2 separate regions of the Homo sapiens genome follow, and region 1 is linked to region 2. Evidence: chromatin loops called from intact Hi-C (ENCODE). Cell type or tissue: heart right ventricle. All regions are shown on one strand. Each heading gives the region's core, and the rest is flanking DNA. Links, peaks and the distances in the headings are about the cores only.

The links. Peaks named below come from ENCODE experiments on the same cell type or tissue, not always from the same donor. Only the 100,000 strongest peaks of a DNase experiment are listed, where the experiment ranks them.
Region 1: it touches region 2 in a loop (15-fold over the local background); 26 of 110 quality-filtered maps call a loop at or near these places.

What each region holds. Positions count from the first base shown.
Region 1 is chr9:121,527,151-121,543,152 of GRCh38, forward strand. It overlaps LOC107987016 (a long non-coding RNA gene), which reads right to left. Exons shown (of 2, transcript XR_001746560.2): 2 at 1,498-2,769. Among named protein-coding and RNA genes, the nearest start is that of GGTA1, 35 kb to the left of the region's middle. In heart right ventricle, for the core only: no CTCF peak of the experiment used is centred there; DNase peaks (open chromatin) are centred at 2,631 and 10,400; H3K27ac peaks cover 2,454 bases.
Region 2 is chr9:121,455,828-121,471,829 of GRCh38, forward strand. It overlaps GGTA1 (glycoprotein alpha-galactosyltransferase 1 (inactive)), which reads right to left. Exons shown (of 6, transcript NM_001382585.1): 2 at 12,016-12,104; 3 at 7,466-7,501; 4 at 5,425-5,490; 5 at 4,277-4,392; 6 at 1-14. The coding sequence starts at 12,095. The coding sequence ends at 10. LOC102723324 (a long non-coding RNA gene) reads left to right here. Exons shown (of 7, transcript NR_187160.1): 6 at 6,830-6,943; 7 at 7,164-7,544. Among named protein-coding and RNA genes, the nearest start is that of GGTA1, 36 kb to the right of the region's middle. In heart right ventricle, for the core only: a CTCF peak has its summit at 7,407 (motif pointing right); DNase peaks (open chromatin) are centred at 7,404 and 9,321; H3K27ac peaks cover 1,796 bases.

The DNA.
Region 1 (16,002 bases), core at 2,600-10,599, 70 kb after region 2:
CTTCCCACCTCAGTCTCCTGAGTAGCTGGGACCACAGGTGTGCCCCGGCATGTACCAGCTGGGACCACAGGTGTGCACTGGCTAATTTTTTAATATTTTGTAGAGATGGGTCTTGCCATGTTGCTATGCATTCCAGGCTGGTCTTGAATTCCTAGGCTCAAATGATCCTCCATCTCAGCCTCCCAAAGTGCTGGTGATGGCAGTGGTGGCCTGTCTAGAGAAACCGCTGTCGTGACACTGGCTACAGTGGGTGAGGTGCGGCCGGCGCTGCATACTCCATGGAGCCAGTGGGGGCTGGGGGCTGGGGGCTGGGAGCAGACAGGAGCCCCACCCTTCCAGGCGCAGCGGCAGCTGCCCAATCCGTGGCTGTGGACCCAGGCATTTCTGTACTCTCGGGGGCCTGGGAAGACACCCCCTTCCCCCGCAGGCTTGGAAGTTCCTGCTCCCGTTGCCTGGCCTCTCCTTGATCTTGGAGTGAGGTTGGGGCTGAGCCCAGGCGCTGTCACAGCCCGGCCGGGTGTGGGTACACTTGGTGCAGTGCTGACACACAAGCCGCCTGCCACCTCAGCCCCTTCCAGACTTTGAACACCGATGAGCAGGGGAGGGAGGCCAAGGAGGAGCTGAGGGTTCGTACCCTTCCTCGGAGGGAAGGAAGTGTGCACCAATTGGTCCATGAGCGGCCATGAGTGGGCCTAGAAAAAGCACCACAAGTTCCCACTCCTTTCCATGGGACTGGCAGCCCAGCCCCCAGGCTTCAGGCCCTCCCTGGCTTGAAGGTGGGGCCTCACCAGGGACCTGCCTTCTCCCACCCAGGAGCCTGTCTGCCTCCTGCTGCCATTCATGGCGCCCAGTCTGTTCATGCCAAGGGGCCTGTAATCCTAACACTTTGGGAGGCTGAGACGGGCAGGTCACCTGAGGTCAGGAGTTTGAGACCAGCCTGGCCAACATGGTGAAACCCGGTCTCTACCAAAAATACAAAAAATTAGCCAGGCATGGTGGTGGGCACCTGTAACCCCAGCTACTCAGGAGGCTGAGGCAGGAGAATCGCTTGAACCTGGGAGGTGGAGGTTGTAGTGAGCCGAGATTGTGCCACTGTACTCCAGCCTGAGCAACAAGAGTGAAACTCCGTCTCAAAAAAAAAAATTTTTTTTTAAATTTTCCTTTTCAAAAATTTATAATTTTGTTTAAAAAAGACCAAGGTCTCTGTCACCCAGGCTGGAATGCAATGGCGTGATCATAGCTTACTACAGCCTTGGATTTCTGGGCTCAAGAGATCTTCCTGCCTCAAGAAAATTTTTTTTAAACATTATTTTTCTTTTCAAGAATTTATACCTTTTTTTTAAAAAAAAAACCAAGGTCTCACTCTGTCACTCAGATTGGAGTGCAATGGTGTAATCACAGCTCACTGCAGCCTCAAACTCCTGGGCGCAAGGAATCCTCCCTCCTCAGCTTCCCAAGTAGCTAGAACCCCAGCCACATACCACCACACCCACCATGTCCAACTAAGTTTTTATTTTTTGTAGAGATAGGACCTTGCTATATTGCCCAGGCTGTTCTCAAATTCCTGGCCTCAAGTGATCCTCCCACCTTGGCCTCCCAAAGTGCTAGGATTACAGGCATGAGCTACCTGCTGGTAGATCACTTCTGGTTGCTGTTATCTGTAAACTAAGAGGTTTCTGCCCTGGAGGCATTTGCAGTCTGGAGGGGGAGATAGAGGGTAAACCTGTAATCCTGTCTGTAAGTAAATGCTACAAATTGCAAGAGGTGCTGAGAGGTGCCACAAGAAAGTCTCCAGGGGAACCTTGAGGCAGAGAGAGGGTCTTGGCTGGCAGCAGTGACTGCTCAGTGGGTGTCTGCAGAAGGTTCAGGCAGAGAGGAAGGGTGGAGGGGCCAACATTGAGAAGCCAGGAAGCCTCAGACTTTCCAACTCCCTGGCCAGAGCATGGCCCTCTGGCCTTTATATTATCCCTGTTCAGTCATTCTCACCCTTAGCTTCATTTGACAACTCTGCTGCATCCACTTGGGTGGTTGAGTTGGAGCCATTTTCACCAGGCAGATGCTGTCTGGGCTGGATGACTGTCCTCCTCTCTGAATAAAGTTGCTTGGGCCTGGTTGGTGATTCTAGGAGAAGAAACCTACAAACAGTGTTCTGATCACAGGTCCTGCTGCCACCAGCCTCAAGAAAGGTAAGTGATGATCAGAGCCAGAGTCCTGTTTGCTGCTAGATATCCTTGTGTGTGTGAATCACTCTCCTTGATCGCACACCCTGTGTGATAAGCATTATTATCCCCATTTTACAGACAAGAAAACTGAGGCAGCTAGAAAGGGCAGCAATTCAGACTCAAGTGTCCTAACTTTAGGTCTGAGCTCCACCCCCAACACTCCCACCAAGGTCACCAATGCTGACCCAATGTGACAAAGCCATGCGTCCTGTGGCCTCAGCTGCCGGCATCTGTCCCAGATGTACACACAGATGCTGTTGGTGATTTAATGGCAGGCCCATTGGAAATTTGGCTTGGAGCCTCCATTGTCTCTGCATTTTGTAACCTGGTCCTGGGCAGGGGGCTGGCGGTGGAGGCCACTTTTCGTGGGAACTCAGGCAAGGAGGAAGTGTGAATCGTCAGACCGGGACCCAGGCCAGGAGAGTGAGAAGAAAGCTGGGGCCTTTGCCAAGGCCCAGGGCCCTCGGGAGCTTCCAGCTGGATGGGGCCTTGTGGGCTGAGCCAGATGTGAACCAGGAACGGCACAGAGTTGCTGGCGACTCATTGACTGCAGGGGAGAGAGACAATGAGTAAGCTGACATGACGGTCCAGAGGGTGGAGTTGCCATCCAGGCACACAGGGGCCTCCCTTCACCCAGGAGAGCAGCTGATCCATTTTGAGGGAGCAGAGAGGAATCTTAGAGGAGGGACTCCTAGTGTGTCCTGACACCCAAGAGATGAACAAAGATGGACTGGGGGAGAAGGGAGAATGGCCTTTCTGGTGGAGGAAACAGCAGGAATAAAGGGCATATCAATGAGGAAATGTCTAACCCATTTGGGGAGCTTCTTTTTATTTTTTTAATTTTTGAGACAGGGTCTTGTTCTGTCTCCTAGGCTGGAGTGCAATGGCACAATCTTGGCTTACTGCAGCCTCAACCTCCTGGGCTCAGATGATCCTCCTACCTCAGCCTCCTGAGTAGCTGTGACTATAGGCTTGTGCTACCATGCCCGGATTTTTTTTTTTTTTTTTTAAGATGGAGTCTCGGCCGGGCATGGTGGCTCATGCCTGTAATCCCAGCACTTTGGGAGGCTGAGGAGGGCAGATCACGAGGTCAGGAGTTTGAGACCAGCCTGGCCAACATGGGGAAACCCCGTCTCTACTAAAGATACAAAAAAATTAGCTGGGCGTGGTGTTGCACATCTGTAATCCCAGCTACTTGGGAGGCTGGGGCAGGAGAATCACTTGAACCCAGGAGGTAGAGGTTGCAGTGAGCTGAGATCATGCCATTGCACTCCAGCCTGGGCGACAGGGCGAGACTCCATCTTAAAAAAAAAAAAAAATGGAGTGTCACTTTGTCACCCAGGCTAGAGTGCAGTGGCACAGTCTTGGCTCACTGCAACCTCCACCTCTTGAGTTCAAGCGATTCTGCTGCCTCAGCCACCCGAGTAGCTGGGATTATCGGCTCGCACCACCACACTCAGCCAATTTTTGTATTTTTAGTAGAGACAGGGTTTCACCATGTTAGCCAGGCTGGTCTCAAACTCCTGACCTCAAGTGATCCACCTGCCTAAGCCTCCCAAAGTTCTGGGATTACAGATGTGAGCCATCGTGCCCAGCCTAATTTTTTTATTTTTTGTAGATACAGGGTCTCACCATGTTGCCCAGTCTGGTCTCGAACTCCTGGGCTCAAGCAATCCTTCTGCCTCAGCCCCCAAGTGCTGGGATTACAGGCGTGAGCTAACGTGCCCAGCCTAGGGAGTTTCATGTAGTCCAGTCTGTCCCAAATTTTACATGTGGAAAACAATGTGGCAAGTAATAAGTTTGGAGATATGGAAAGAGTGCAGGGAGTGGGAGGCCCCGATGCCAAATACTGCATGGGACGTACTCATACTAAAAAAAAAAAAAAAAAAAAAAAAAGGATTTCGTATTTATCTGAAATTCAAATTTAAGTGGACATCCTCTATCTTTATTTGCTGAATCTGACAACTCCAGCCTAGGGCCAATTTGGACCAAATTCCTAGGTAGTGGAAGTCATCAGAGGCTTTTTATTTTACTTTTTATTATTATTTATTTATTTGTTTGTTTTTTTGAGACTGAGTCTCACTCTGTTGCCCAGGCTGGAGTGCAGTGGCATGATCTCTGCTCCCTGCAACCTCTACCTCGGGGTTCAAGAGATTCTGCTGCCTCAGCCCCCCGAGTAGCTAGGATTACAAGCACCTGCCACCATCCCTGGCTAATTTTTGTACTTTTAGTAGAGATAGGGTTTCATCATGTTGGCCAGGCTGGTCTCAAACTCCTGACCTCAGGTGCTTCACCCACCTCAGCCTCCCAAAGTGCTGGGATTACAGGTGTGAGCCACTGCATTTGGCCCCAGTGGCTTTCAGAAGGGAGGTGACAGGATGAGATTTGCGTCTGAGCAGATGGTCAGCAGCAGGACTGAGGGGCAGGACCCAAGCGGGGGAGACCAGCTGGGAGACTGAGGCTGGGCTGAGAGACAGGCTGTGTGGAGGAAGAGTGGGTGGACTGGTCGGGATTTATTAAAGAGGTAAAGGCAGGCCGGGCGCGGTGGCTCACACCTGTAATCCTAGCACTTTGGGAGGCTGAGTGGGTGGATCACCTGAGGTCGGGAGTTTGAGACCAGCTTGGTCAACAAGTTGAAAACCCATTCTCTACGAAAAATACAAAAATTAGCTGGGCGTGGTGCTGGGCACCTGTAATCCCAGCTACTTGGGAGGCTGAGGCAGGAGAATTGCTTGAACCTGGGAGGCAGAGGTTGCAGTGAGCCGAGATTGCACCACTGCACGCCAGCCTGGGCGACAGAGCAAGACTCTGTCTCAAAAAAAAAAAAAAAAAAAAAGGTAAAGGCAGTGAGTCTTGGCAATTAATTGGGTGTGGAAATAGAAAATGGGCAGTCAAGTTTGACATCCAAGTTTCTGGGCCACTAGACAAATGGTGATAACTATTTTCTTTTTTTTCTTTTTTTCCTTTTTTTTTTTTTTTTTTTTTGAGATGGAGTCTCGCTCTGTCGCCCAGGCTGGAGTGCAGTGGCGCGATCTCAGCTCACTGCAAGCTCTGCCTCCTGGGTTCATGCCATTCTCCTGCCTCAGCCTCCCAAGTAGCTGGGACTACAGGCACCTGCCACCAGGCCTGGCTAATTTTTTGTATTTTTTTTTTAGTAGAGACAGGGTTTCACCATGTTAGCTAGGATGGTCTCGATCTCCTGACCTTGTGCTCCGCCCATCTCAGCCTCCCAAAGTGCTGGGATTACAGGTGTGAGCCACCACACCCGGCCTCTTTTTTCTTTTACTTTTTTTTTTTGAGATGGAGTCTTGCTCTGTCACCCAGGCTGGAGTGCAGTAGCACAATCTTGGCTCACTGCAATCTCTGTCTCCTGAGTTCAAACAATTCTCCTGCCTCAGCCTTTCGAGTAGCTGGGATTACAAGTATGTACCACAATGCCCGCCGAAGTTTTTTGTATTTTTAGTAGAGACGGGGTTTCACCGTGTTGGCTGGGCTGGTCTCGAACTCCTGACCTCAAGCGATCCGCCCACCTTGGCCTCCCAAAGTGCTGGGATTACAGGTGTAAGCCACTGCTCCTGGCTGGTGGTGACCACTTCTGAGCTAGAAGTACAGGAGGAGAGGCAGGTTTGGGAGGAAGGAGAAGCAGGGTCTAGCTTCCGTCGTGTGGATCTGAACAGCCTGAGGCCATCCAAGAAGAGATGTCTGGGGACAGCTGGAGATGTAGGTCTGGAATTCAGGTGAGAGGTCAGAGCTGGAGGTTGACATTTGGAAAAGATCAGCCTTTGGAGTGAAATTGAAACCATGGGAATGGATGAACACACTCAGGGAGAGGGTGCAGGGTGAGAAAGGAAGGGAACCAGAACAGACCCCTGAGAATAGTCATGGTTTCGAAGAAGCAGAAGGAAGAGAAGCCAGCACACTGGAAGCAGAGACAGAGACCAAAGAGGTAGGAGAAAGGCAGGAGGGGTCTTTGGGACAAAATATTCCCCCGGCAGATAAAACAGGAGAGCACTGAAAGAAGGAGAGTGAGTTTGACGGTGTCAAGTGCTACCAAGATATCAAATAATACGGAGAAAAAACATAGTCTATTGGATCCAGCTACTGGGGACCTGATAAGGGAAGTTTCAGCGGAGTGGTGAGGGCAGAGGCCAGATTAGAAGGGTGAGCGGGGAGTGGAGGCAAATCTACTCTGGTCATGAGCCGCTTAAACATGGTGGATTGGCCATAGGCATGCATCTGCTTTCCCTCCTCAGACACCACTAACCTGACAGTAAAGGAATAATCTAAGCTGACCTATGATGACAAAGAAGCTGGGAGAGGAGGCATCTGCCAAGTAAAGATTCCAACCAACCTTTGGAAGATGGCATGCTAACAGAGAAGTACCAAGGTCACCAGTGGTTATGACCCAAAGTGCCCATGGAGGAGACACCAAGGCCAATTTGTCCTGAAACATCCCCGAGAGGTCCAAGTCTTGGAGGGAACAGGGTGCAGCTGGAAGTCTGAACATGGAGGAGTTGTCTCCCAAGCCTTCTCCCTATCCCATGCAGCCAGATGACTAAACCCACAGGCCTAAAAACAGCATTTTCTTCCTGGAGGAATTGAACTCAAAAGGCCCCAGACTTGTTCAGACCAGGCACAGCAGAGAACAAGACTGCAAACGGGGATTAGGGATACGCATTCTGAATGGCAGGATTCCAGACTTTTTTCCTTCACCTGCTCCCAGAATGCCAACAGCCCGGGGTGTCTCCTCCATGCCCTACCCCAAGCAAGAGATTGGAGGACTTTTCTTTCTTTCTTTCTTTTTTCTTTTTGAGACAGAGTTTCACTCTTGTTGCCCAGGCTGGAGTGCAATGGCGCGATCTCGGCTCACCGCAATCTTCGCCTCCTGGGTTCAAGCGATTCTCCTGCTTCAGCCTCCTGAGTGGCTGGGATTACAGGCATGCACCACCACACCCAGCTAATTTTGTATTTTTAGAAGAGACGGGGTTTCTCCATGTTGGTCAGGGTGGTCTCGAACTCCCAACCTCAGGTAATCTGCCCACCTTGGTCTCCCAAAGTGCTGGGATTACAGGCATGAGCCACTGTGCCCAGCCTGAGATTGGAGGACTTTTCTTTTTAAGCTGCTAAGTCCCAAAGAATATGCTTTCTGCTGATGGTATGATGAGAGCTCTGCACACACTTCAATCACCTTTCAGTGAAACCCAACTGTGAGAATCGAGCTTCCAATCACCTTTTTAAAGTTCCTTTCACGTTAGTGTTTTTTAAGAGACAACTAGAATTTCTTTTTTCCTTGTTTGGTTTTTGTTTGTTTGTTTGTTTTAGACAACTAGAATTTCTAAAAAGAATCAAATGAGGCTGGGCGTGGTGGCTCATGCCTATAATCCCAGCACTTTGAGAGGCTGAAGTGGGCGGATCACTTGAGGTCAGGAGTTAGTTGGAGACCAGTCTGGCCAACATGGCGAAAACCTGTCTGTATCAAAAAGAACCCACAAAAATTAGTCAGGCATGGTGGCGGTCGCCTGTAATTCCAGCTACTCAGGAGGCTGAGGCAGGAGAATCACTTGAACCAGGGAGGGAGAGATTGTAGTGAGTCAAGATCGTGTCATCGCACTCCAGCCTGGGTGACAGAACGAGACTCTGTCTCAAAAAAAAAAAAAAAAAAAAAGAAAGAAAGAATCAAATGAATATTCTAAAACTAAAAAATTACATGCTGAAAATAAGCATCCAAGGCCAGGCGTGGTGGCTCATGCCTGTAATCCCAGCACTTTGGGAGGCCGCGGTGGATGGATCACCTGAGGTCGGGAGTTCAAGACCAGCCTGGCCAACATGGTGAAACCTTGTCTCTACAAAAATACAAAAATTAGCCAGGCGTGGTGGCGGGTGCCTGTAATGCCAGCTACTTGGGAGGCTAAGGCGGAAGAACCACTTGAACCTGGGAGGTTGCAGTGAGCCAAGATTGTGCCATTGCACTCCAGCCTGGGCGACAGAGTGAGACTCTGTCTCAAAACAAAACAAAAAAAAAAGAGGAGAGAAAGAAAATAAGCACTCCATAGATGGGTTTCACAGAAGATTGGAAACAAGTAAAGCCAGGACTAGCATACTGAAAGATGGGTGTGATTAAAACTATCCAAACTGAAGCATAGAAAAAAAAAGTAAAAATAAAACATAAAAGAGCATAAGACATAAATACAACACACATGAAAGATCTAACATAATATAAATATGGTTTGAGAAAGAGAAAATTAGGAAGAAGCAATATGTTAAGAGATAAAGACCAAAACTTTTCTGAATCTAACAAAAGACATCATACTATAAATTCAATAAGCTCAGCAAACCCAAAACAAAATATAGACAAACGAGCTACATTAGAGTACATCAGAATAAGATAGTCAGAAACCAAAGGCAACGAGAAAATTTTAAAAGCACCATAGGACAGCCAGGTGCAGTGGCTCACACCTAGGATTACAGAATCCTAGCACTTTGGGAGGCTGAGGCAGGAGGATTGCTTGAGTCCAGGAGTTCAAGACCAGCCAGGGTAACACAGCAAGACCTCATCTCTACTAAAAATTAAAACAATGAGCCAGGCATAGTGGCGTGAGCCTGTGATCCCAGCTACTTGGGAGGCTGAGGTGGGAGGATCGCTTGAGCCTTGGAAGTTGAGGCTGCAGTGAGCTGTGATTGTGCCACTGCACTCCAGCCTTGACAACGGAGAGAGCCCCTGTTTCAAATAGAAGTAAAGTACCACAGGAAAGATGTATTTCCTTGAATATTTACCCTCACCCTCATCCCTAGAAATAGCAGCTGTTATCTACTTTTTTTTGTTTGTTTTTGAGACAGTTTTGCTCTGTCTCCTAGGCTGGAGTGGAATGGCGTGATCTCAGCTCACTGCAACCTCTGCCTCCCAGGTACAAGTTATTCTCATGCCTCAGCCTCCCAAGTAGCTTGGATCACAGGCATCTGCCACCACGCCCGGCTAATTTTTTTTTTTTTTTTTTTAGCAGAGACAGCATTTCACCATGTTGGCCAGGCTGGTCTCGAACTCCTGACCTCAAGTGATCCTCCCACCTCAGCATCCCAAAGTGCTGGGATTACAGGTGTGAGTCACTGCACCCAGCCTTTACTTTGTTATTTTTAAATTCCTTCAAGTCCTCCCTTACCTCCTTAGTGGTTAACTACCATGTTTCCTTTTCTCTTTTTAAAAAATTTTCTTTGAGAGAGTCTCACTCTGTTGCCAGGCTGGAGTGCAGTGGTGTGATCATGGTTCACTGCAGCCAGGACCTCCCGGGCCCAAGCGATCCTCCCACCTCAGTCCCCCAAGTAGCTGGCACTACAAGCATGGACCACCACGCCTGGCTAATTAAAAAAAAATTTTTTTTTTTTTGAGATGGAGTCTTGCTCTGTTGCCCAGGCTGCAGTGCAGTGGCAAGATCTCAGTCCACCTCCCAGGTTCAAGCAATTCTCCTGCCACAGCCTCCCAAGTAGCTGGAACTACAGGCACGCGCCACCATGCCCAGCTAATTTTTGTATTTTCAGTAGAGACAGGGTTTTACTATGTTGGCCAGGCTGGTCTCGAACTCATGACCTTGTGATCCGCCCACCTCAGCCTCCCAAAGTGCTGGGATTATAGGCGTAAGCTACCTCGCCTGGCCAAAAGATAGAAGAATTTTTTTTTTTTTGGTGGAGTCTCACTCTGTTGTCCAGGCTGGAGTGCAATGGCACAATCTCGGCTCACTGCAACCTCTGTCTCCTGGGTTCAAGCGATTCTCCTGCCTCAGCTTCCCGAGTAGCTGGGATTACAGGCGCCTGCCACCACGCCCAACTAATTTTTGAATTTTTAGTAGAGACGAGGTTTCATCATGCTGCCCAGGCTGGTCTTGAACTCCCCACCTCAGGTGATCCTCCCACCTTGGCATCCCAAAGTGCTGGGATTCCAGGCATGAGCCACTGCACTCGGCCAAAAAAAAAAAATGTTTGTTTTGTCAAGTCGAGATCTCCCCATGTTGCACAGTCTGTTCTTGGCTCAAGCGATCCTTCCTCCTTGGCTTCCCAAAGTGCTGGGCTTACAGGCATTAGCCACCACATTTGGCCAAGTCCAAGCTTTCAACCACACCAGCAGATACAAAATAAGGTTTTCAGGTTCTGTCTGCTGTTCTTTCTACGGAGGCTCACTGCTGGGGACAAATTGGGCTCCCGGCAAAGAGCCCCTCCCACTGACTTCCTCTTCTGGGAGAAGAAAAACAAGAAGGGCAATGAAAAGTGGGACAAGCTGCAGCTATTCCTACCATCTCTTCCCACCCACTGAATCTCACCACAGAACAAGCAGCTGCAAGAGAAAAGGACTGGCCTTGTCTCTCAGGGGTCGGTCCTGCAGAGGGTGGGCTCACGATGCCAAGGGAGAAATATGGTGGTAACAGCATGGACCGGACCTGGGTTGGGCTCCAGGCACTGGCTTTTATTTTATTTTATCTCATTTTTTTTGAGATGGAGTTTCGCTCTTGTTGCCCAGGCTGGAGTGCAATGGTGCCATCTCGGCTCACTGCAACCTCCGCCTCCCGGGTTCAAGCAATTCTCCTGCCTCAGCCTCCTGAGTAGCTGGGATTACAGGCATGCGCCACCATGTCCAGCTAATTTTGTATTTTTAGTAGAGACAGGGTTTCTCCATGTTAGTCAGGGTAGTCTCAAACTCCTGACCTCGGGTGATCCGCCCGCCTCGGCCTCCCAAAGTGCTGGGATTACAGTTGTGAGCCACCACACCTGGCCTGATACTGGCCTTTTAAAGGGCAAAGCCATCCAATCCTCCAGGAAAACATGGGGAAGGAGAGTTCCAACATTTCCTGAGCACCTCCATGTCCGGCACTGAGCACATTCCATCTTTTCTCTCTCTCGCTCCTGACATTGACCTAGAAGGCCTGTCTGACATTAATTTGCCCCGGAGGCCTGAGGATGGTGTCAGCCTGCAGACTGCTGCTGTTCCTCAGCTCTCTTCTGCCCTGCTCGCCTCCCTCTATAGTCCTCAAGGCCCATCTGCAACCACTATCCCATCCATACCTGAGGTTGCCCTGGCTCTGACACTTGCATGACATTTGGGAGCTGCTCTAATGCCACCTTCTGGCTGGTACTAGAAAGATGAGGACCTGGCCAGGCACAGTGGCTCACATCTGTAATCCCAGAACTTTGGCAGGCCGAGGGGAGCGGATCACCTGAGGTCGGGAGTTTGAGACCAGCCTGGCCAACATGGTGAAACCCTGTCTCTACAAAAAATGCAAAAATTAGCCAGGCATGATGGCACATGCCTATAATCCCAGCTATTCGGCAGGCTGAGGAAGGAGAATCACTTGAACCCGGGAAGCGGAGTTTGCAGTGAGCCAAGATTGTGCCATTGCACTCCAGCTTGGGTGACAGAGCAAGACTCTGTCTCAAAAAAAAGAATAAAGGAAAAAAAGACGAGGACCCGGTCGTGGCTTCAGCCTCTCTGACCCAGGCCAGAGGGCCCAGCAATCCAGTTGTACATTGTCTGATTGGTTGGTTGATTGGTTGGTTTGCTCCCTGCCTTGCTGCAGAGAGGACCTCAGGCAGCTTCCAAGGATGCGTGATACACAACCAGAGCAGAAAAAAAGAGTAGGGGGAAAACAAGAAAGTAGCACAAGGGTGGGAGCACAGAGGATCCAGGAACAAAGCTAAAGTGCAGAACATAAGGATCTACTGTGGGGGAAACAGACCACAGACTCAGGATTTTTTTTTTTTTTTTTTGAGATGGAGTCTCACTCTGTCACCCCGGCTGGAGTGCAGTGGCCTGATCTCTGCTCACTGCAACCTCCACCTCCCAGGTTCAAGCGATTCTCCTGCCTCAGCCTCCCGAGTAGCTGGGATTACAGGTGCACACCACCACGCCCAGCTAATTTTTGTATTTTTAGTAGAGACGGGGTTTCACCGTGTTGGCCAGGCTGGTCTCGAACTCCTGACCTCAGGTGATCCACCCACCTCGACCTCCCAAAGTGCTGGGATTACAGGCATGAGCCACCATGCCCGGCCAGGATTTTTTTTTTCTAACTTCTTAATTTTATTTTATAAAGAGAAGGGTCTCACTGTGTTGCCCAGGCTGGTCTCAAATTCCTGGCCTCAAGCTGTCCTCCCACCCCAGCCTCCCAAAGAGCTGGGATTATAGGTGTGAGCCACCTGTAATCCTGGCCAACTCAGGTAATTTTGAAGATGGCTTTTATGGTCTACTTGGGCACAAAGGAATGCGGGGAACATCCACCAGCCATGGCTGGGTGACAACTCATGTTCGTTCTCAGCCTATCAGTTTTACACGTTCTCTTTATAAATGATTTCACACACACACACGCACACACATACATACACTCACCACCTCCTTCTGGAGCTCATGTTGAGATGTACAGGGGAGGGAGACCCTTGTAACACAGATTTGAAAAATAATTCAGATATGCATCTTGAAAACAAGGAGAGGCCAGGCGCAGTGGCTCATGCCGATAATCCCAGCACTTTGGGAGGCTGAGGCAGGAGGATCACCTGAGCCCAGGAATTTGAGACCAGCCTGGGCAACATAGTGAGACCTTGTCTCTACAAAAATTTAAAAAGTTAGCTGGGTGCAATGGTGTGTGCCTGTAGTCCCAGCGACTTGGGAGGCTGAGGCGGGAGGATCACTTGAACCTGGGAAGTCAAGGCTGCAGTGACCTGTGACCAGGCCACTGCATTCCAGCCTGGGCAACGGAGTGAGAGCTTGTCTCAAAACACAAAACAAAACAAACAGAGAGAGTTTCAGTAAACAAAATAAAGTATTTGTGTGAAAAAAGATTCAGATACACATTTGAAAAGAAAGTATTCTTTTGGAAGACAAAGGGAATATGATTCTGAAGGAGTGAAACATGAAGGATATTTCTATTGGTTGAGCTTGTAACTTTTGGGCCATGTGGCATGATGTTCTTTTGCTATGAGGGGCTGTATTCCCTCATCACTATACTTTTGCCACACATTGACTTTAAGCTTCCTAGCAAGTGGTGTGAAAAGGGAAATGTGGCCACTTACACAATGTCCAAAGTCTAGGAAGGATGACAAACCAATTGCTTAGGAGAAGCAGGACGCTGGTACTGAGATAGGAATAAGGTGCCCCTGGGCCCAATGGAGGGTTCCAGGGGAAGATGACAGAGCGGAGGGTGAAGAATGCCCTCGGTGACAGCCTTCCCATCACGCCAATCCAAAGACAGTACACCGCTTCCAAGGAGGCCAAGACCATGTGGGCTGCATGGCCCACTCTCTGCTGGCCTAGCCTTTCCCCTGGAGGTGTTTAGACTATCAAGATACAGACCCTATCTCTACAAAAACAACAATTATAATTAGCAGGCGTGGTGACACACACCTGTATTCCCAGCTAATTGGGAGGCTGAGGTGGGAGGATTGCTTCAGCCCGGGAGGTTAAGGCTGCAGTAAGCCATGATCATACCACTGCACTCCAGCCTGGGTGACAGAGTGAGATCCTGTCTAAAAAACAAACAAAACCCCCCCATACACAAAAAACTATCAAGAGGGTTGGTTCCCCTTCAGAGGACTTGATTTTTTGATTTATGGGACTCTGTGAGTACTTTGAGTTTGTGGTCCCTGTGGAAGCCTGGGAACTGAGTCTTTCTCTTAAGCCCCGAGCTGTCTGGAAAGGTACAGTCTCATTCATCTGCCTTCCAGCATCACTAGCTCCAGGGCTCCTCCCTGGAATGGAGGCCTCTGTCACCCTGCCTGGGTGGTCCTGCTATCAGGACACTGTACCAGGCTCCGGTGAGGGTCTCAGCCCCATAACCACCGAGTCACTGTCTCAGGCTCTTGGTTCCTTCCAGGCTGTGGTGAGGTCCCTCTGTTTTGGTTTGGCTGAGGTGGTTGAAATGAACAGGACTGCTCTGACCAGCTCACAGAAGGGGAAGTGGATGGCACGAGCACAGGTAGGGCAGCCAGGGAGCAGAGATTCTCTCAACACCCCCAAATCTCCAAATCAGGGTGCCTTGGGATGCAAATGGCAAAAATCCCAAGCTAACCTCGAGCAAAAGAAGGAAGAGGAGGAGGTATTGGCTTATCTGGCTTCAGGTACTGCTGGATCCAGCACTCCATCTTGCTTCCCTCATCTGCCTCCTCCCTGCTCATTCAACCTCTGGCTCAATCCCACCCTCTCAGCTGCCAGTGAGCAGTTTTTCTCTTCTTATCAGTTCTAACCATGGTCCCAGCCAGACACAAGTCTCACTGAGCCAGATGAGGTACCCGGCCCTTCTCTGAACCAATCACCACAGCCAGGGGGAAAGAATTACACTGATTGCCTAGGTCTGTGTCTCCACCCACTTCTAGGCAACTCAATCCCCTAGACTAAGGTTTTAGGAGTTCCTTAGGGAAAATGGACATCCAGAAGAGAGGCTGATAGGCAGAGACAGATCCATCCTTTCTATCCAGGAAGCCCAATACCGCTGGGCTCCCAGAGCCAGGGAGCTGGTGGGGGGCTGAGGTGGGCCCTGCAGGGCTATGGCATTCTGCTTCTCTCCTGTGCCTTTCCTCTCCTTTCTTTGGTGGCCCTTCTATTTCCCCTCCTAGTCCCTAGTCTGCCAATATGGAGACCCAAGCCACCCCAGGGCCAGGTGACACAAGCTCATGGAATCAGTCCATCTGGGTTTGAATCTTGGCTCTGTGTTTCTTAGCTGAGGGACTTGGGACACTTCACTTCATCCATCTGAATCTCATTGTCCTCCCCTGTGAAGTGGGCCAGGACAGGGCCACCCTCGTGGGTGGTGGCTGCCAGAGCTTCATGAGATAAGGCATTAAGAACACTTAGCAGAAGCTGCTGTGGAAAACAGTCTGGCGGCTCCTCAAAAAGTTAAACATAGAATTACCATATGATCCAGCAATTCCACTCTTGGCTATAGACCCAAAATAATTGAAAGCAGGGACTCAAACAGATGTCTGCACACCATCATTCATAGCAGCATTAGTTACAACAGCGAGAAGGTGGAAATAACTCAAGGTCACCAACAGATGAATGGATAAACACGATGTGCTAATGTTGACAGGGCTCAGGGCAGGATACCCCCGATACGGCATCTTGGCTTTTTTTTTTTTTTTTTTTGAGAAGGAGTCTCGCTTTGTCACCCAGGCTGGAGTGCAATGGCATGATCTTGGCTCATTGCAACCTCCGCCTCCCCAGTTCAAGTGATTCTCCTGCCTCAGCCTCCCGAGAAGCTGGAATTACAGGTGGCCGCCACCATGCCCAGCTAATTTTTTGTATTTTTAGTAGAAACGGGGTTTCACCATATTGCCTAGATTGGTCTCAAACTCCTGACCTTGTGATCCACCTGCCTCGGGCTCCCAAAGTGCTGGGATCACAGGCGTAAGCCACTGCGCCAGGCCCATCTGGGCATATTGACTATTTCAAGCTGAAGGAATTTGAGAAATGGCATGTTCAGGAAAGACTTTCTGACCTTCCCCTGTCAGGTCATAAAACCCACTTGTGAGAGGTGCCCTCTCTCTACCCAGAGGAAAGGAGCCTCCTAAACTCTGAAGATGAAAGGATGTCAAGAGGAATCTGAATGAACAGGCCTCAGTAAATTTCCCCTAGCTGATTACACTCAGCTCTTTGTCTATCCCATTCTTCCGTGACTTTCTGCTTTGTCGAACCTACCATAAAACCAGCCTGGGCAACACAGTGAGACCCCCATCTCTACAAAAACACAAAAATTAGCTGAGTGTGGTGGCACGCACCTGTAGTCCCAGCCACTCAGGAGGCTGAGGTGGG
Region 2 (16,002 bases), core at 3,966-11,965:
CGGATTCCTTCAAGCTGGAAGAAAAAACAGCAACATTAAAAATTTATGTTGAATTAAAAATTAAAATATTCTATTTCCCAGCTGTTAATTATTTGATTCCACTGACAATTCCAACAGGTCAGTGACCCTGACTACAAAGCCACACAACAGCCTGAAAATGCAGGCAGCTGGGGAGATGGGGGCGGAGGGAGAATGAGATCAAGATCAGCTTCCTGGATGAACCGCTGCATCAAGGAGTCTTAGTCATCAAAACCCACAAAACCCCCCAAAAAAGAAGTGACGGAGGGCAGCTCACACATGTGAAAAGCTAGTCTTTGATAATGTCAACTGCCAGAGAAGTCCAAGATCACAAAGATGGGGCACTAAAAAGAAAGGAAAAAGTGCCAGGAAAGAGCTGCTCAGATGCTTTCCTTCCACGTAGGACATGCAATGGTGTGATGCCAGTGTGAGAAGTTCCACAAAAGCTTCCCCCAAAATAAAAGGGCCCCCTAACCAAAGCACACACCTTCCTAGGTTATTGGCAGCTTTTAAATTTTATATATTTATTTATGGCACATTTTGGTACCCAAGGGGTGGGTAGAAGAAGAGTTAAAATTCTTTTTTTTTTTCAGACGGAGTTTGGCTCTTGTTGCCCAGCTGGAGTGCAATGGTGAGATCTTGGCTTACTGCAACCTCTGCCTCCTGGGTTCAAGTGATTCTCCTGCCTCAGCCTCCTGAGTAGCTGGGATTACAGGCATGGGTCACCACACCTGGCTAATTTTGTATTTTTAGTAAAGACTGGGTTTGGCACGTTGGTCAGGCTGGTCTCGAACTCCCGACCTCAGGTGATCCACCCACCTTGGCCTCCCAAAGTGCTGGGATTACAGGCGTGAGCTACCATGCCCAGCCGGAAGCATTAAAATTCTATGAATCATGGAGTAGGTTAAAAAAAGATGTGGAATATAGGTGATCCTCCCACCTTAGCCTCCTGAGTAGCTGGGACTACAGACATGCGCCACTGCATCTAGCTAATTTTTTATTTTTTTGAAGAGACAGGGTTTCACTAAGTTGCCCAGGCTAGTCTTGAACTTCTGGACACAAGCAATCCTCCTGCCTCAGCCTCCCAAAGTGCTGGAATTACAGGCATGAGCCACTGCGTCCAACACAACTCATTATTGACTGAATTCCCTCTAAGCAGGAGTAGGTTGGCTAAACAAGGACACAGAGAAAAGCTGATGGCAACATGAACAGGGATGGCATAGCGGCTGTCGAGTGGAGAGAAGGGGATGAAGTAGAAAGGATTTCGGAGGAGGAATTGACAGAACATGCTAATGCATTAGACCATGAGGTAGACAGAGGAAAAGGTCTCCCAGACTGTGTGTCTTGAGCCATTTACTGGGATGGGAAATGAGGAGAACAAGGGTGGGGTGGAATTGAGAAATCCATTCTGGCCATGTGAGACATGCAGAGATGTCAGGCAGACAGGTAGACACAAGTCACAGCTCAAAGGCAAAATCTGGGCTAAAGATTTAAATGTAGGATGGTATCTAATCTCACTAATGGTACCTAATGCCATGAAAATGGATGAGAGCACATTGGAAAATGGTGTATAAGCCGGGCGTGGTGGCTCACGCCCGTAATCCCAGCACTTTGGGAGGCTGAGGCAGGTGGATCACCAGGTCAGGAGATTGAGACCACCCTGGCTAACACGATGAAACCCCGTCTCTAATAAAAATACAAAAAAATTAGCCGGGTGCAGTGGCGGGCGCCTGTAGTCCCAGCTACTCGGGAGGCTGAGGCAGGAGAATGGCATGAACCCGGGAGGCAGAGCTTGCAGTGAGCCGAGATTGCGCCACTGCACTCCAGCCTGGGCAACAAAGCGAGAATCCATCTTAAAAAAAAAAAAAAAACAGTATATAAAGAACAGAGAAGAGGTTGCTGGACTTAGCTCCCATAAACTCTAATCCCTGACAGCTGGGAAGAGGGAGCTGCCCCTCTCGGGAGACGGTCACAAATGAGGATGTGGTGTCATGGAAGCAAAGCGACCTTGATATGGAAATATGCACAATATACTGTGGTTTTAGGTAGTTTACAGAAAAGGATACTTTTTTTTTTTTTTTTGAGACAGAGTTTCGCTTTGTTGCCCAGGCTGGAGTGCAGTGGCATGATCTTGGCTCACTGCAACCTCTGCCTCCTGGGTTCAAGCAATTCTCATACCTCAGCCTCCTGAGTAGCTGAGATTACAGGCACCCACAACCACTCCCAGCTGATTTTTTGTTTTGCAGTAGAGACGGGGTTTCACCATGTTGCCCAGGCTGTTCTTGAACTCCTGAGCTCAGGCAATCCACCTGTCTCGGCCTCCCAAAGTGCTAGGATTACAGGCGTGAGCCAAAAAGGATACATTTATACAAAGTATGTTTATTTGCTCATCCATTCCTTCATCCAATCATTCATTTATGCAAGAAATAGACTTAGATGCCCTGAGAAGACTTAAATTTGGTGCCACTTCAAACCAACATTCTTTAAATAATCTGCTTGTGTCCAGAAGCAGTGGCTCATGCCTGTAATCCTAGCACTTTGGGAGGCCGAGGCAGGGGATCACTTGAAACCAGGAGTTCAAGACCAGCCTGGGCAACATGGCAAGACCCCGTTTCTACAAAAAATACAAAAATTAGCCAGGCGTGGTGGCGCATGCCTGTAGTCCCAGCTGCTTGGGAGGCTGAGGCGGGAGGATCACTTGAGCCTGGGAGGTGGAGGCTACAGTGAGCCATGATTGTGCCACTGCCCTCCAGCCTGGTGGCAGAATGAGACCCTGTCTCAAATAAATAAATAAATAAATAAATAAATAAATAAATAAAGGATAAGATAAGATAAATTAAAAATAAATATCTGCTCCCTACTCATTTGGAGATGAAGCCATGCAAGGGGAAGAGTGAAGAGGGTGAAAGCTGGTGACTATGGTCTGTCCCTCCTCTCTGCCCCCAGTCATTCAGCCCCAGCCCCACCTCCCAAGTCCTGCTCAGCAAAGAACAAGTACCACAGTAAAATTGCCCCATTCTCCTTAGAAGGGACTTTGGGGACCATCTCTGGCCCATCTAGCCTGTCCCTGGCGGAGTCTCATTGCCCCATCTAAGGGGCTTTATCAAAGCAACAATGCTTCCATCTTCTCACATTTCTATGAGTGGTTTAGCATTTCAGAGATGCCTACCCTGTTGTGCAGATCATCAAATGACATATGGGAAGCCAAAATTCCCATCCCTTCACACTGGCATGGATCCCTTATCCCCAAACAATAAGAGAAGTTGCCAGAACATATTCAGTCTTTCCAGAGCCCAAGCTCCTTCACAATGGGATAGATGCTATTTTCAGGCTGGGCATGGTGGCTCACACCTGTAATCCCAGCACTTTGGGAGGCCAAGGTGGGAGGATCACTTAAGCCCAGGAGTTCAAGAGCAACCTGGACAACATAGTAAGACCCTGTCTCTACAAAAGAATTAAAAATTAGCTGGCCGTGGTGGCGCACACCAAGCCTCCTTACTCAGGAGGCTAAGCCTGGGAGGTCAAGGCTGCAGTGAGCCACGATTGCACCACTGCGCTCCAGCCTGGGTGACAGAGCAAGATCCTGTCTCAAAATGAATAAAAATTAAAAATCAAATGAAAAAAAAGGATTCCATTCTCTCCTGATTACTCTGATGATACCTCATTGCACATCTCCAGCACATACCATCTGCTAAGCTCAGGAGCACCCTGTGACTCTGTCCAGATGTCCCATAAGCACCTGCATCCACATGCATTCCTAATGGAGGTCCCCACCTCCCCCAGCTCTGAGGCCTGTGTCTCCTCCTCCAGTCCCCTTTCTGGCCAATGGCACCATCACCCACCAGTCTCTCAGGTCTCAAAGTCACCCTGGACAGCTCCCATCTCCTCACTCCCAGAACCACATCCTTCCAGTTGATCCTGCCTCCTACCAATCTAGGCAAATAATAGTTTCACAGTAACGACCCCTGTGAGACCATGAACTTCTCAAATACAACCATGTTGATTGATTTCTCCTGTCTCCTCTCCCTAACACAATGCCTAGCACAGTGTTTTTGACCATAACTCACAGTGAGAAATATACTTTACATCACAATCAAATAGATGCACATATACATATGTCTACTGTTAAAGGTCTAATATGCTAAGGCTCTTTCTCCTAAATCAGGAATGTTCTCAATGGCACTGTTGCCTCCACTGCCACACCACCCCCTGCAGGGCCATGGATTTGCTGCACAGGGAGTGACGCCGCTTTTCTTACTTTGGATTAAACCAGTCCCATAGCCGAAGCTCTGTTGTGTCATTTTCCTTCCTTTGGTCTCCTCTCTTCCTTTTTCTTTGTCTATGTCTTCTTCCCCTTGTTGATAATTGTGGATCCTAAGTACAAAGGGAAAGTAAACCAGGTAAGGCAGGGAAGGTGATTGCGGTGGTCAGAGAACTGGTGAATATCTTGTGGAAATGTGTTCCAAGGCAGATTATGCATGCACTAAGTGAACTGACCAGAAAAAGGCTCTAGGCACTAAGCGTTTATTCATAAAGACATATTTTTGATGAAAAGATGCAGTACTCAACTCATTACCCTTCCAAGTCACCACAGTTAACAATTTAATGACCCAGCAACCCTCAGGTTATTTCAGGGGGGGTGAGGGAAACTTGATAAGACAATTCTTCTAAGAACATTTTAGTTTATGATTGTCTTTCCTGCAATCTAAACTTTAGCCCAGGCCAGGCATGGTGGATCACGCCTATAATCTCAGCAATTTGGGAGGCCAAGGTGGGCAGATCACCTGTCAGGAGTTAGAGACCAGCCTGGCCAACGTGGTGAAACCCTGTCTCTACTAAAAATACAAAAATTAGCCGAGTGTGGTGGCGGGCGCCTGTAATCCCAGCTACTTGGGAGGCTGAGGCAGGAGGATCACTTGAACCAAGGAGGTGGAGGTTGTAGTGAGCCGAGACCACGCCACTGCACTCCAGCCTGGGCAATAAGAGCAAAACTGCATCTCAAAAAAATAAAAATAAATAAATAAACTTCAGCCCAAGCCTCAGCCCCCAAGTTAACTGAAACAAAACAAAACAAAAGACTTATTTATCTGGATGTGGTAGTGCATGTCTGTAGTCTAGCTACTCGTGAGGCTGAGGCAGGAGGATCACTTGAGCCCAAGAGTTTGAAGCTGCAGTGAGCTATGTTTGCACCACTGCACTCCAGCCTGAGTGACAGTGAGACCCTGTCTCAAAAACAAAACCAACCCTCAAATGTCCTAGTCCCACTCACAAAATATTCTTCATATAATTTCAATAAGCAAGAAAGATGAGTGACTGAGAAGGTCATGAACATGAAACCATTGTGTGTGGACCCTCTGCAAGCACCAGGCGGGTGGGCAAACACCGACTGCTGTCTGATCGCCTTACCCATTGTTAAACCAGCTCAGAAACCACCAGCCCTTCTGAGCACTGCTGTCATCAACTTCTGGGTTTCTAAGAAATGAAAAAGTTTACAAATATTTTTAGAAAATGTGGTGTCCCCAAACTTAGGGTTTCCAAATTCTTTCTATAGCCGAGATTACTTTAAAAAAATAAAAAACCTTAAAATGCCAATTTATAAAACAGACAGAAATGAGACACTCTAGCTGAATGAGAGAGAACAGACCTGAGACTCCCTCAATCTCTCCTCCCTTGGGTAGCCCCCAGCCCTCAGCTCATCCTGGGGGCCCTAGAGGAAGAGAAGGGAAAAGGGGGCTGGAGTGGGGGTGGTATTAATGCATAAACCTGAGTTCTAGATCTGCCACTTACTAGCTGTGTGACTGTGATAGGACATTTTCCCTCTCTGAATTTTGACTTTCTCCTCCAAAAAGTATAGTTAATAGTACTAATAACAGACCTACCATGAAGGTAATTTTGAAGACTGAATGAAATAGCATACATATAAGAGCTTTATGAGTTGAAAATGACTGTAACAAGTTATACGCTTCATGAAAAACCGATGCATGTTTCCATGTTTCTTTAGCTAAAACCAGCAGAATTCAGATTGTTGTAAAAGTCTAGAGAAAAATTTGGGTTGCCCAAAGGTTAGCAGTAACAGCCTCAGGAAATCTGAGGGTCACTGAGCAAGAAGTTCAGGAAACTACTTAGAAGCCACTGTAGCCACCCATTTGAGAAAGTTTCCACACTCATTCATTGTGAAAGTCTCTTCAAGGTGGGGGGTCGGGCACGGTGGCTCACGCCTGTAATCCCAATACTTTGGGAGGCAAAGGCCAGCTGGTCACCTGAGGTCAGGCGTTCAAGACCAGCCTGGCCAACACAGTGAAACCCCATCTCTACCAAAAACACAAAAAATTAGCCGGGCGTGGTGGCAGGTGCCTATAATCCCAGCTACTCAAGAGGCTGAGGCGGGAGGATTGCTTGAACCCAGGAGAAGGAGGTTGCCGTGAGCCAAGATGGCACCACTGCACTCCAGCCTGGGCAACAGAGCAAGACTCCGTCTCAGAAAATTAAAAAAAAATAAAAAGAAAAGAAAGAAAAGAAAAGGTGGGTGCCTTCTGGAGGATGGGGAAAGAGGAAAGTCCGATGGACAAATACGGTGGTGAGCTAACTCATGAACAGGCATAATATTATGAAATCTGTTTTAAAGCCTATTAACTCTTGGAAGTGTTTGAGATGGCTTCCAATACGTAGGTACAATAAACAGAAAAACAACACAAGAATAAAAAACACAAGAGAGAACAGAAAGAGATACATTGATTTCGTCACCCAGGTATATATTTTCACATGACCTCAGTCATCCCAAAGAAAAGTTTCACCTTTACTTTCATTTCAGAGCTGAGATACTGGCTGGGTGGATTTCAGCAAATTTCCAAGGGCACATGACATGTGGGCACAAAAGCCGGGATTTCACACCAGGGGATAAAGTATATCAGAAATGAAGGCTGGGGTAAGTACAAGCAGTTAAGTGCAATACTTTGTTCTGAGCTTTCTGACAACCAACCCAACCATTGGAAATATAAAGGTTTACATGGCTCTCATTTTCTTTTCAAAAAATACAAAAAGAAAATTTTAATGATACACACTAGTTTCTCAAGAGGCTCAAATTTTTTTCCTGATTTTTATTCTTAGAGCAATTTCTTATATGGGTCTTTATATAACATTTAAAGGGCAGAATAATAGACAATATCTCCCCGGATACTTTTTATCAGCAAGACAGGAATGTTCCCCAAATGACACTGCTTAAGAGAACTTTGAGGAGAACTGAGGGCAAGATACAAGCCATGGTTCTATACAGATAAGTCTACGGAAGCTGCAGAAATAACATTCCAGATCCCCAGGAATCCACCCACCCACCCCTCCGACTTTGGCCGAACACCATGGCTGGCTGCCGTGTGAAGAATGGACTGTAGGGGGTGCCAGAGTGGCTGTGGGAAACATCCCCTAGAAATCTAGAATTCAAAGCACTTACTTTGAGTGATATATCCACAAGAAAGAGCCTTCTGTGCTAAAAGCAAAAAAGAAATAAAAACATATCATGTTACTTTTAATTCTGAGAAAGGCGATTTTGTAACCATTATCACTGAGCCCGGGGCTGAGCTAAGAGCCTGGGTTTTAGCTGCTTCCTGGTTTCTACCTTCCTTTGAGACATAACCAATGACATCAGGAGGATGGAAATTTCCACTTCAGGATCTCAAGGGGAAACAGTTTTCTGCAAAATCTCAAATTGTGTGTTTGTGTGTGTGTATTGTAGAGACGGGGTTTTGTCACGTTGCCCAGGCTGGTCTCAAACTCCTGAGTCAAGAGATCCACCCCCGTTGGCCTCCCAAAGTGCTGGGATTACAGGTGTGAGTCATCACTCCTGGCCTCAAATTCTGTTTTGTTTTTGTTTGTTTGTTTGCTCTTTTAAAAAGAAGACAGCTCTCCATTGCAGAGATGGGTCCTCTCCTGCCACCTACTCAGGTGCCTGGTGATGACGAAGGCCCTGAAAGGACGGAAATGCCGTGGCCCAGACATCCTTCCCCCAGGATTTATCTTCCTCCAGAAAAAAAAAGCATCAACTGCAGAGCCTAATGCCATGGCCAACTCAGAGCCTTCTATAGAACAGCCCCCAAAAGCATTTCTTTAACTAATGAAGGCAGTGAGACTCTTAAGCCCCTACAAGTGCTGCAGCCTAGCACGCATAACCCTACCTGGCACTCAGGCCATGGATTTATAGATTCAGGTTCACCAACTTTTCATATCTCCTCAACAACCCTTCTCCTTACCCTCCTCTCCAGAATCCTTCAACAGCACAATGGTCACAGCAATATCCACATTGCAGTGGCTTTTAAACATGTATTCATGCTTTAAGCCTCCACTCAAATGCCACCTTTTCAATGCCTTGCTTGATATGATCCTAGCACAGTGCCTGGTACATAGTGGATACTCAATAAATATTTGTGAATGGATGCAGAACAATGGATCCTCCTCCAAGCCAAACATAATTTTTGCCTCCTTGAGGTTTTTTTTTTTTTTTTTTTTGAGATGGAGTCTTGCTCTGTTGCCCAGGCTAAAGTGCAGTGGCACGATCTTGGCTCACAGCAACCTCTGCCTCCTGGGTTCAAGCAATTCTCCTGCCTAAGCCTCCTGAGTAGCTGGGGCTACAGGCACACACCACCATGCCTGGCTAATTTTTGTATTTTTAGTAGAGACGGGGTTTCACCACGTTGGTCAGGCTGATCTCGAACTCCTGACCTCAAGTGATGTGCCTGCATCAGCCTTCCAAAGTACTGAGACTCCATCTCAAAACAAAAACAAAAACAAAAACAAAACAAAACAAAACAAAAAGAATCGGAGGTAATGCATAGCAAGGGTCCTGGCACATGCCCTCAATAACTTGTAGTTCCCATCATGATCACCACTATCATGAATATTTCATCATAATTTTGAAGGCTTCCTCTAATTCTCTAAAATTCGAAGATTATTTTTTCATCCAGCCTGAAATCAAATGCTATCCTAGATGATATTCTTTCAATACGCTTTACTGACAATTCTTCTATTTACTAATTGGTTGACATGCTTGAGTTAGTTATTTTTAATCCATTTTAGCTTAGTGCTGCCTACCTGTGTAAGGTTTGTGTCCTCGGCTCACCTCAACCTATCATGTGGCCAATTCGTAAAGTGGCAAAAAAACAAAACAAACAAAAAAAAAAAAACAAAAAACAACTCCTCCCCTTGAAGTTTTTTGCAGATGTTCAAGTGGATTCTGCACATCAGAGGATGTTGTGGCCAGAGTCCAGGTGCCAGACGATTAGCCTGAAGAGCAGCCAGAACCTGCTCTGGCTACCATGCAGAGAGAGTGTGCCCAGAGAGGCTGGTATATACATGCACGTTTCAGCCTTTGGCTCAGTTATGCACATACAACTCTGGCTACAATTCCAAACACCAAAGTTATCTGATCAAGTGTTCAAACTCAGAGCTTGAAGGTTATCCAAGCAGACATTCCGACTCCAGGCAGGAACCCCAAAGGGTACTTGTTCTTCTGTTGGACTCTTCCAACTGCTAGAGCTCTTCTATTTACCAAAATCTTTCTTGTTCTGCCCTCTGGAGCAGATCATGATGATGATGACTGTTACGAAGTGAATGTTGTATCTCTTCAAAATTCGTATGTGGAGGCCCTGCCCTCAGTGCGATGATATTTGGAGGTGGGGCTTTTGGGACGTAATTAGGTTTAGATGAGGTCGTGGGAGTAGGACCCCCATGAAGGAATTAGTGTCCTTACAAGAAGAGGAAGAGGCAGTAGCTTACTTGCTCTCCATCACGTGTGGATACAGGGAGGAGGTGGCCATCTGCCAGCCAGGAAGAGCCCTCACTGGGGATCTTGGACTCCCCAGCCTCTAGAACTGAAAGAATTAAATTCCTGTTGCTTAAACCACCTTGTGGTACTTTGTTATAGTGGCCTGAACTAAAATGATGATGAGGAAGAGGAGGAGGAGGATGACAGCTAGCATTTATTGTTTATTAAGCCCTAGGCATTGCTTCCCAGTGCTTTATACACAATAACTTATTTAATTCTCCCAACAACCCTATGAGGCAGGTACTATTATAATCCCTCCCCCAACTTTTTTTTTGAGACAGTGCCTTACTCTGTCACCCAGGCTGGAGTGCAGTGGCAGGACCACAGCTCACTGCAGCCTCAACCTCTCAGGCTCAAGTGATCCTCCCACCTCAGCGTCGTAAGTAGCTGAGACTACAGGTGCGCACCACCATGCCTGGCTAACTTTTTAATTTTACTTTTGTAGAGACAGGGTCTTGCGATTTTGCCAGGGCTGGTCTTGAACTCCTGGGTTCAAGCAATCTGTCCTCCTTGGCCTCCCAAAGTGTTGGGATTACAGGTGTGAGCCACCATGCCCAGCCTATTATCCCCAATTTTTAAAGATAGGGAAACTAAACAAGAACAGAGTGGCTGAGCAACTTGCCCAAGGAGCAGCCTAGCTCTAGAGTCTGAGTGGGAAACGTCCTCAGCCCTCAGTTGCCTAAGAGAGTTCCAGGGTCCCCACACAAAACTCTGAGTCATCTCTTCTTTGAACTAAATCCCCTCAGTTTTCTCAATTCAAAAGACCTAGTTTCCAGACCCTTTTAACTTGGTCACACTCTAGTTTGTCATGTTTTTCTTAAAATGAGTTGTGCAGAATGAAACAAAGCAACATTCCAGAAATGGTTACATCTGTGCAGCACCACAGGGACTAATGGCTCCAGCATTCGGAGAGTTCTTCTGCTACTGATGCACCTAAAGGCACGGTTCCATTTTTAGTAACCAAGACAGTCCTCCTAGATCATCAAATCTTAGAATTTAAGAATCAAAAGAGGCCGGGCATGGTGGCTCACGCCTGTAATCCCAGCACTTTGGGAGGCCGAGGCAGGTGGATCATTTGAGGTCAGGAGTTCAAGACCAGCCTGGCCAACATGGTGAAACCCTGTCTCCACTAAAAATACAAAAATTAGCTGGGCGTGGTAATACACGCCTGTAATCACAGCTACTCAGGAGGCTGAGGCAGGAGAATTGCTTGAACCTGGAAGGCAGATGTTGCAGTGAGTCGAGATCATGCCACTGTGTTCCAGCCTAGGTGACAAGAGAGAGACTCTGTCTCAAAAAAAAAAAAAAAAAAGAATCAAAAGAGATATTCGAATGTTAATCCAGGCTACCATCTTGAACTTGGGGGCCACTGAAACACTCCGCTATGAAAATATTAATGGTACCAAAATAGCTCTGTACAACTCAATTGTACAGTAGATTTTTTGAACCTTAAGGCTGAGCTTTTCCAGTCTTTTGAGTCAAAGGCATCAGGCATTTCTGTGGCTGCTTGTGAAGACTTCAGTCAGAAGCCTCTCCAGCTGGAATGGCCAGGCATTGTAGTTTCAAAAGGCACAGAGGTAGCTCATATATTTGGGGTGAATCCATAGATGAATTTGAAAACTTAGAAATGCTTAATTCATTTTGCTTTTCAAAGTTAAACACACACACACACCCACACACACTCTCTCTCTCTCTCAAAGATTTTAGCCAGGCACAAATGAATCACTAGCAATTCAGTATGTATTTTGCAGCAAAATTCAACAACTTAAGTTGCTCCTTTAAACTCTGCAAATATTTCAGGATTTCAAAATTCAGGGTGGATTTCTCATGGAATTCCTGTCTGAAATTTCTTAAGGTAATTTCCATATTTGATTATCCAAGTTATTTAAAATTACATTGGGCCTAATTTGATCTCATTTTCTCTGGATCTAGCCTACTGTTACAAAAATTATGATATTAGGAACAAGGCAGGAAGGAAGATAAGTAGTTAGCCAGAAGTCACTTGGGAGAGCTAATGATTTTAAAGACAGTCCAGGGCTTAGGAATTCAGGAAGGGTGGAATCCCTTATTTATGGTTTTAGTTAATCCTAATTTCAATTCAGCCTGGCAACTTGGATGATACTAGTAGGATAGAATCAAAGCAGTATTTTCATCCACATCACTTCATCATGTTTCATAATTACCTGTTGATAAATTCCCAAAACACAATGATCACAGTTGAGACAACCAGCATTGACAGAATTACTTTTCCTTTGACATTCATTATTTTCTCCTAGGAAAAAAGAAGAGGGGAGAAAAAAAGAGAACAGATTAAATCAATGAACTTCAAGAGGCAGTTTTTAAAAAATGCTTTTACCCCGTTCTTTTTTAAAATTACTACTATACTTTAAGTTCTGGGATACATGTGCAGAACGTGCAGGTTTGTTACATAGGTATACACGTGCCATGGTGGTGCACCCAGCAACCCATCATCTACATTAGGTATTTCTCCTAATGATATCCCTCCCCTAGCCCCCCATCCCCTGACAGGCCCCGGTGTGCGATGTTCCCCTCCCTGTGTCCAGGTGTTCTCATAGTTCACCTCCCACTTACGAGTGAGAACATGCGGTGTTTGGTTTTCTGTTCCTGTGTTAGTTTGCTGAGAATGATGGTTTCCAGCTTCATCCATGTCCCAGCAAAGGACATGAACTCATCCTTTTTTATGGCTGCATAGTATTCTATGGTGTATATGTGCCACATTTTCTTTATCCAGTCTATCATTGATGGGCATTTGGGTTGATTTCAAGTCTTTGCTATAGTGAATAGTGCTGCAATAAACACATGTGTGCATGTATCTTTATAATAGAATGATTTATAATCCTTTAGGTATATACCCAGTAATAGGATTGCTAAGTCAACTGGTATTTCTGGTTCTAGATCCCTGAGGAATCGCCACACTGTCTTCCACAATGGTTGAACTAATTTACATGCCCACCTAATTCTTTCTAAAAGGATACATTTAGGATGATCTAACTAGAGCTGAGGAGTCTGTTCTACCTTAAATTGCATAGACCTGCAGTGGCAGATCATGCCAATTTGGTTAATAGAGGAGGCTGCCTCCATTGGCAAGGGTGCTAAGGCCACACTGGGGCTCAGAGGGGAGGTATCCCTATCTGCCATGGATGTAGGAGACAATGGAAGTAGCTGTACATGGTTCCCAGGGACTCCAGTTGCCTCCCAAGTCTGATCGCCCCACCTTTTATCTCGTGACTGTGAGGAGCCACCCCATCCCCAACCTCCATGCCCTTGGTATAGTGATAACACATTCCCTTGCTCAGAGGAGAAAATGACCCTGGGTTTACAAGCTAGGCCCCATCCACTTCCCAGCTACCCCCAGCGTAGCCTCATCACACTCACAGGCAAGCAAAAAAAATGGTACACAGCAGGTGCATAGATATTCCCTGATCGCTGCGTGAAACTGCTTAAAAAAGCAGGGGTGCTGTGTGAAGAATAACAGGCCAGGAAGTACTTTAATGTGGGTGATCAGGGAAGGCTCACTGTGTAGGTAAAAGTAAAGTCGAGTCCCAAGGGATAAAGAGGGATGGAAAAGGATGAAAAGCACCATAAGAAGGAATGAGACTATTTTGGGAGCAGCATATGTAACAGGCTGACAGGTGAAAAAACTTCTTGTATTTAAACAGACAGCATTAAAGAAGAAAAATACTGTCACCTCAGCATGGCTGGATCCAAGGAGGGGTGCTAGTTGGCAACAGGATGGCGGACAGGGCAAATAGACGATGAAAGGCATGGGAGGGAGGAAAGGGAGCCACAAGCACCTTGGAAGCCAGAGAATAACCAGATTTAACTTCATGCAGAGATGCCTGCCTGTGTGCTGGGGTGTGGAGGGTAGATCAGAGCTGACAGCAGCGTGGAGAATGAGGTGGCAGACTACTCTGATGGCCAAAACGAAGGGGTGGCTGTATTGCATACATGTTTTTTTCTTGGCTATATGTTATGATGTTTTCACATCTTCAAAAACCTCTCTGGCTGAGGAGATAATGTCCTCTTCTATGACTAGCCAGTTCTTAGAGATAGCCAGGGCTCAGCTAGAAGCATGCCTTTGATATACAAATGAACCAATCCTGAGCTGTAGATCTTCACCTGCCCTGCACACCCCAGGAGGCAATATGACTTGGCCTTAAGCATCCCATCAGGGCCAGGTACGGGACAACTAGGGGCCATCCCTACAGCCTAAAGCCCTCTGAAATTACTCAAACTAGTCCATCCTAAACTGTTCACCCTGCACTGTCTTTCCCATGGAAACCTCAATAAGGGCTCTGGCCTCAGTCTTCCCCTTGCTGCCTGTCTTCTGTCTCCTGACCACCCTTGTGTCTTTCCCATGTGGTCCCATGTGGTCCCATATGGTGTGCTATGCCTCCTGTCTTTGGGACCCGTGAGCATAATAAACATTGTTTTTTCCTGAGCTTTTCCTGTGTCTCCTCTTGTGATCACACTGGACTGACCATCACATAAAAGAATACATAACAGTGGCCTGTGTTAAAAAGTAGGTAGAGAGATGGAAAGTGGTAGATTAATCAAAATATACCTTGGCAAGAGAATTGATAGGATTTGGCTGGTCATGTAGGTGTCAGGGACAAGGGAGAAGAAAGAAACAAGGTTTCTGTCTAAGCAGTCAGGTGGACAATTGTAGCATTTTCTGAGATGTGTTGGATGGAAGAGGAATTGGTTTGAGGGGTAAGAATCATGAGTTCCCACTTGAATATGTTAATTTTGAGGTGTCTACACACTCCTAAATGGAGATGACAAGAGGCAAACAGACATTCAAGTCTGAAGTTCAACAGAGATATGGGCTAGACATGCAGTTGGAAGAGTTGTTCACATATGGAAGGTAGTTAATGTGAAGGAAATGAATGAGGCTGTAACTGTCTTTGCAAAATTATAACTAAATAAATTATGACAGTGAAAGACATCAGACCTAACCAATTCCATCTTGCTCCTAACCTCTAACCTGTCATCCATTCCTGGGCGTAGGCTTAATTAGCCTTGGGAAGGAATTTAGTTTATAGTTTAAATAATAGCCCTTCCCAAAAGCTAAACTGTTCTTGTAAAATGAATGAAGGCCACCAGCCACCAAGTTAGAATGAGAGGGGCTGGAATTCTAAATATTACCAGCCATTATTCTGGAGGTCATAAGATTTTCAGGGAGACTGATTTGAGTAATAATAAAACTTCAGTCTCCCGCATAGCGGGCTCTGTGTGAATTACTCTTTTCTCCTTTGCAATTCCCCTGTCTTGATAAATCAGCTCTGTCTAGGCAGCGGGCAAGGTGAACCCCTTGGGCGGTTACAAGGTTACCTTGTGAGAGAATGTAGAGAGAGGAAAAGGAAAGAAGCCGGCCCTGGGCTGAAGCCTGAAAATGTCAACATTTTGAAGTAGGATTGAGAAGAAACCCGGGAGGGAGGAAGAAAACCAAGACTGTGGACCTCTGGAAGCTAAGAGGAGACAGTGGCCAGCCACACACCAAATGTCATTGCTTTGTGAAACCACATCCCACCCCTGCCCACCCAGCAGCTGAGTCCCCCTTCTCTTCTTGGGCTCCCCCTGTCTATTCACGTTGCTGTACATGTTGTTTTTGGAGGTGGCTCTGCCTCCGGTATCAGTTAGTCTGTGAGCTTCCTGAGTGCAGGAGGTGTGTTTTATTCAACCCTGAATCCCCAGTGCCTCACATAGAGTACACGAGGCACTCCATTAATGTTTGCTGAGTGAATGAAATCAAATAAGAATGATACTTAAATTTGTTCTCTGGACACAGGTCATTTTCCAATTCTTTTCAAAGAGATTTCTTAGATGATTCCAGACTCAGATCTCATATCTTACAAACCCTTTATTATGAAATCCAGTTAAAGAAGAGAAAGAGTGGGATCTTCAGAAAGTGAGCTCTGTTTGGAAACAAAAAAGCTGGGCTGAATTCAATGTTATAACCCAACTTCCAGCTTTCCACACAACTGTGATGGGCAGTATTCCACAGACCCTGAGATGACGAGTTTGCTGGGTAAAGATAGTCTCAGGCCTCTTCCCTCTAAGTACCATATGAGCCAGCACATACAGCCCCAGACCCGTGGCAAAGTCAGAAAAGGCAGATGGCTGCAGGCAACTCATCCCCCACTGCT